Regions from separate parts of the Homo sapiens genome. Here region 2 is linked to region 1. Evidence: chromatin contacts called from ENCODE Hi-C or POLR2A ChIA-PET data. All regions are on one chromosome and are shown on one strand. The core of a region is the stretch at or near the end of the contact, and the rest is flanking DNA. Distances in the headings are between cores, read along the strand shown. Region 1 has its middle 24 kb from the start of GPR15. Region 2 overlaps GCSAM (germinal center associated signaling and motility).

Region 1 (2,931 bases), core at 341-2,840:
GACTTTAAAAATTGTCTGGAGAGTAACCACCAGGTCGCCATACATAATATCCCTGGATTGGTCTAAAACAGGTAGGATTTGGGTGGATGAATTGTAAATCTGATCCAGTTTGGCATTTCTTATGATCTAATAACAATTCATTGTGTATATTGATTTAAGAAAATATAGAAACATAATACTACCTAATGCAAACTCTTTGATCTGAGTGATAAAGAATTTGTATAAATAGACAAAAATAAACACCCAGACTGAAGTCCTACCTGTTCACTTGATTAAAACTGTATCTCTTTAAAAGATGGATACTTTGGCCAAATAGTTGGCTTTTTCTGTTCTACGTTCTGAGCTACACCAGTTTCTCCAACATCAAAGTTTCCTTTTCCACCACCTTAATTCGCCATCCTGCTGTCCAAAGCTCATAACTTCAGAGCTTCACTTTGTCCCCAGACTTATACACTGAATTCCAGTGAACCAGAAAGAATGCTCATGGAATACAATTAGTGACTAAACAATTCCAAAACGCTATTGGTTTGCTTTCTTTCTAGACGATGTACTTAGAAGAACAATAATAAAATTTCAAAGGGACCAAAATCTTTCTTTCTACTCCTCTCACATGAATCACCACCTCCTTTGCAAACAAGTGATTATTTACAAAGCTTGTTAAAAAAGTAGTTTAGGCTTGCATTTCATTTAGAATTGCTCTATTGCTCCATATTTTGTTTTCCCCTATGATTTAAGAATAGTTTTATTGTACATATCTTTACAAATATTTAAATCAAAGAGAATTACTGTAGTTTAAAAAATAGAAAAACGGGGCCAGGCGTGGTGACTCACGCCTGTAATCCCAGCACTTTGGGAGGCTGAAGCGGGCGGATCACCTAAGGTCGAGAGTTTGAGATCAGCCTGACAAACATGGAGAAACCCCGTCTCTACTAAAAATACAAAATTAGCAGGGCATGGCGGCACATGCCTGTAACCCCAGCTACTCGGGAGGCTGAGGCAGGGGAATCGCTTGAACCCAGGAGGCGGAGGTTGCGGTGAGCCGAGATGGCGCCATTGCACTCCAGCCTGGGCAACAAAAGCGAAACTCCGTCTGAAAAAAAAAAAAAGAAAGAAAAAGAAAAAGAAAAACAACAGAGGAAAAAACACGGCATGGGTTATGAAAACAGTTATCGAAACAAAAGATTATCTCAGGTGAAAAAAGGAAATTGACAGCGCTACGTAAGCAAAAAGATCTCAGATTGTACTTGTTGACCAGGAGGTAACTGGTAATTAGGAAAGTAAACATTTCTGCCCTCATCTACTATGCAAAACTACATTGTCTTTTCATAAAATTTTGCAGAATCTTACCTTAAAGGGGAAGATCACAGGTTACTACATCACTGCTTTTTTATTCAAACTAAAAATCATACTTCAGTGTTTTTAAAAAGTTAAATGAAATCCAGAACGCCAAATAAAAGGCCAATAGAGAAAAAGAGAAGGAAGCCAGATGCATGCCTGTATTTCTGGAAGGAGAGTTTCTCAAAGGCTTTTTTTTGAAACCTCCTTAGCTAGAGCTAAGGTTTGAGGTTAGCTGAGCATCGCGTGCCATTCTTGAAGGGTCCTAGGCACTGACTCATTTGCTTTATCATTTCTCATGAAAGCAAGAGGTGGCAGCCATCACCAGAGAGCAAAGGGGTGACTTGGTGACTGATCTCATTACTGAACTAAGGAGAGCACTCTCACGCAAAGTTCAGAACCTCCCCACACCCAGAGAAACTCTGCCAGTTCATAGAAAAGAAGTTATTTCCACCCAAGAAGACAAGTGGCAACTGGAAACAGATGTGAAGAAAACAAGAATAAACACCTTTTTCAGAAATATAACAACTGTAACAAATAATCAGTTTTTCCAGTTCCCACCTGTACACCATGCTCTCAACTATATACTGCAAGTTAAAACAGAATTGATCATGGTTCTGTATTTTTAAATTCTCTCGCTTTCTAAATACATCACTTCACTTTTAACAGTCCAAAGAGCTCTTTATAATTTACTTCCTCTAAGGTAAATTTAGGTGCAATTTTAATAGACTGGTAGGGGCAAATGCCTCATTCCCACCCAAAGGGTTGAGGAATGAGTGATGGACACGGTGAGCTAGGAGAAGTAGAAAGTGATCAGTGCCCTGTGGGAAATAATGGGAATGTCACAGGTTTCTTCTTTTCTGGGTCACTGGGGCATGCCTTTTGATTGAGCATAACACAGATTAATGTCATTGCCTGTGGATTTTGGAAGGAAATTGCAACAACTTTGGTTGATCACTTACTGGAGTAGAGACGGGGAGAGACAGATACTTTTCTACTTTACATGCATTTCTATTTCAATCCTTTAAGCAACCAGGAGAGTAAATATTTTTATTCCAATTTTAGGATGAGAAAGTGGACACATGGAGTTAATAGAAAAGGAGAGTAAAAATGATGGAATACAGGCAGACTGGCCCCATTGTCAAACCGTAGTCTGAATGTTTCAAAAGCACATCTGCCTTTTTTGTGACCAATAACCAGCATTTTTGTATAACTACAATTAGTGAAGCATGTCCTCATATATTATCTCAATTTATCCTCATTAAAGCACAGATAGAATGTGCTATTCTTAAGCTTGTTACTCAGGTGAGAAAAACGAGTTTCAGGGAATTCTCAAGATCACTCATCCAGGAAGTGATAGAGCCACCACCAGAACCCAAATCTTGTGCCTTCAAATCAAATCCTCTCCTCTTTCAGTTTTGCCTCTCACCTCTCATCTCCACTCCCATCCTCTTATGATTCATGGGAAGGTTGTGAGCTGCCGTAGACTCTCACACCCACTTGCAAGCTGAACTGGAGCTTTAGCCTGTCAGCTACACAGCTTCCTTGTAGCACTTGAATTTTTCATCAGTTATTTGCACCTTAATATGACAAAGG
Region 2 (2,700 bases), core at 107-2,606, about 14 Mb after region 1:
GAACATGCAGACTCAGATTTGCAGTGTGAAAAAAACGTATGTTTTCTACGTTAGTAGCTAGTTTCATCTTTGCTTCTGAGGCTTTCCTGTTTGAGGAGAGCATGCGACCCATGAGACTATTGTTCCTGTTTCTCATCAAATTGGAAGGATTGCTTCCCTGATTAACTCTTAGGTGATTGTATCTGGGCTACTGACAGGCTTCCACTGTGGCCACAGACAGTCACAGGTAACTTACAGCAAATACCACATTGAAACCACACTTAGGGAAATAACTCCTAAAAACAACTGTCCACTCACCATGGAAGGCAGAAACACCCTTCAGCGATATGGTGATCCCAGCATCTAAAATACCCAAGAGAGATGGCAAATCATAAGGTTGATTTCTGCAGCTTTGTTAAGGTGACTCCTTTCCTTTTGCCATTTCTGTGGAAAACTTTTTTTCTCCCCGCAAGCGTGTTTCATTCTAGATAACTTGGACACATCTCTCATGGTAGAATGCCTTTGTCTTCCTAGGATGAAGATGATACTATCAAATTCCTAATCAGGAAAAAAGCTTTCTGCTGTGTTCCCAGCAAAGGAAAAATGTTTCCTCACTCTCAATTCTGGTAATTTCCTTGGTTCCCTTGTAATGAAGAACACGTAAGTGTTATCCCCAGGAAATCAAGGTACAAGTGTATGGAAATTTTACAAATCATTTTTTTCAGGTATGGGTTAGGCAATATCAGTATTTTACTATATTCTGAATTTCTCCAATTTACAGTATATTGCAATTGTTTGCTCACTTGTCTATATTCTACACTAGAATGTGAGCTTCACAAAGCTGGGGACCATATTGATCTTGTTCATCGTGGTATGTATTTCCAGTCTATGACACAACATCTGGCACACAGTAAATGGGTTTTCAAAAAATATTTGATGAAGATATGAATACAGAATGAATAGCCAAGGACAGGACAACCCTGGTGCAGGAGGTCAGCAAATCTACCACCTTGACTCCAACGATATAGTTAAATAACAGGACTTCTCTCTCTTATAGCACAAAGGCTTAGAATCTCTCTGCAGTCCTGCATCTACATTAATGTATAAGTATCATTCTGTACATTTTTCTGAATTTGAGGCATAGTCAACTACCTACATGGTTGAATGTGAAAGCCCTTTATAAAGTAGTATCAGTTACAGTATGTAAAAATGTTTGGAAAACACCATCCAAAAATATCTCCCCCCGTGAGCTTTCCCATGAAGTTTCATCAGGAGGAGCAGTGGAGGAGAGGCTGACTGCATCGTGACCTTGGCTGTGATCACCTGCTTGGCTGAGCATTCTGACAACCTCTAAGATCTATGCATCATCAAAGCCTTTGGGGCCCAGAGGCACAGCTGCAGCTCTTCCTCTTCTTTAGGTTACCTTCAATGTGCTTCAGACCGTTTGCTTACATTATCTGCTTTGTTGCTAAGGAAACATCGTAAGAAAACTACTGAATCACACCAAGTTAACAAACCAGATTCACTGAGGAGAAATGAATGAGATAAGAGGAGGGGGATGATTTTGAGAGATATTCTCTGAACTCCTGAGGCCACAGTTTTTAAATCTATAAAAGAGGATGTATATACTGCTTACACATGGAGTTATAAGAATAAGCTGAGGTTAAATATGGGCAAAAACGATCTGTAAGCTGGCTGTTTCTCCTACTTGACTTTTCTGCAGTTTATTCTTGCATTTCAACATGGTGGTTTTGGTTTGGGATGGGTTCAGATAGCCTCCAAGAAGCAAGCTAGACAAATCTCTATACCCTTAGGCTACGTGTCAGGAATTTGAGGTATCTGTCTCTTTCACAATGCCTTCTCTGGCTCTCTGGTCTACCCAACCTCTCCCTTGTTATAATGCCGTGGCCCTTCTGATTTATTTCATCATTTGAACTGTATGCCTTAAAATATGCCCAATGATACCCCTGAAAATATGTAATTCTCAACTTGAACTGAAAAAATTCACCCTGTTGAAAGGAATCTCTGGGTCTCCAGCCCCTAACGCGGGCATTGGTGTTAGAAAATAACAACAGTGCTTGTTTTTTAATTGCTCCTCTTTCAAAATCTCCTCCTGAAACCATGTGAAAAGCACAGATAACTTTACAGGCCACAGAAAAACTGACCTTGTCAGCCCTTAGGATTCTTGGATCCTGGAACATTAGTTCCATATTTTAATTATTCCTTTCCTTAGAGAGAATTCTTTAGGGCTGGACATTTGAAAGGTCTGTTCAAAAAGAATTAATGAGGTGGTCTTTGTTTAACAACATCAGGGCAATCACAATGGTGTCTCCACAAACTTTCTAAAAATTGTCGTAACATGGGGCATGTGGTCACTTCAGAAATAGACACCTATAGCTTAAAATAAAATGGCTAGGGTGGAGGTTGAGCACAAAGGTACCTGAGATAGACAAACAAAATGACAACAGGAAATAAGACCTTTTATTTTATAACAGGGCATAACAGGGACTAGCAGGGTCTTAGTTCCTGTTGCTAGGAGTTACATTAGGCTTCTAGCAAAGTAGCATATCTCCTGTCCAAAGTTTTCAAGCATTTTATCTTTTGTCCTGTCTTCACATTTGTTACTATTGCAACTGCTACTGGTCTAAACAGGGCCCTCTCTCACTGGGATGTGAAGTCCAGGGCTTGACATACTTCGTTCTCCTTGGGCAAGGTCTGGGG

The links. A loop is a pair of places that touch in the nucleus more often than their neighbours do. ChIA-PET counts read pairs that join two places held with the same protein, here RNA polymerase II (POLR2A).
Region 2: a map of GM12878 shows a loop between it and region 1 (6-fold over the local background). The contact joins two enhancer-like sites. A Hi-C loop is called at or near these places in 1 of 168 maps with a recorded cell type or tissue (GM12878). POLR2A ChIA-PET finds 5 or more read pairs at or near these places in 2 of 52 experiments (GM10248 and OCI-LY7).

What each region holds. Positions count from the first base shown.
Region 1 is chr3:98,554,766-98,557,696 of GRCh38, forward strand. No RefSeq gene overlaps it. Among named protein-coding and RNA genes, the nearest start is that of GPR15, 24 kb to the left of the region's middle. RefSeq lists enhancers at 1,018-2,217, 1,269-1,588, 1,719-1,798. Within about 2 kb of position 1,591, at least 6 of the 41 ENCODE cell types and tissues checked have a DNase peak (open chromatin) inside an H3K27ac peak, as active enhancers do; they include GM12878, where a contact is called at or near this core.
Region 2 is chr3:112,127,720-112,130,419 of GRCh38, forward strand. GCSAM (germinal center associated signaling and motility) reads right to left here. Exons shown (of 6, transcript NM_152785.5): 3 at 298-342. It also overlaps a transcript of C3orf52 not described here. Among named protein-coding and RNA genes, the nearest start is that of GCSAM, 4.2 kb to the right of the region's middle. Within about 2 kb of position 1,357, at least 7 of the 41 ENCODE cell types and tissues checked have a DNase peak (open chromatin) inside an H3K27ac peak, as active enhancers do; they include GM12878, where a contact is called at or near this core.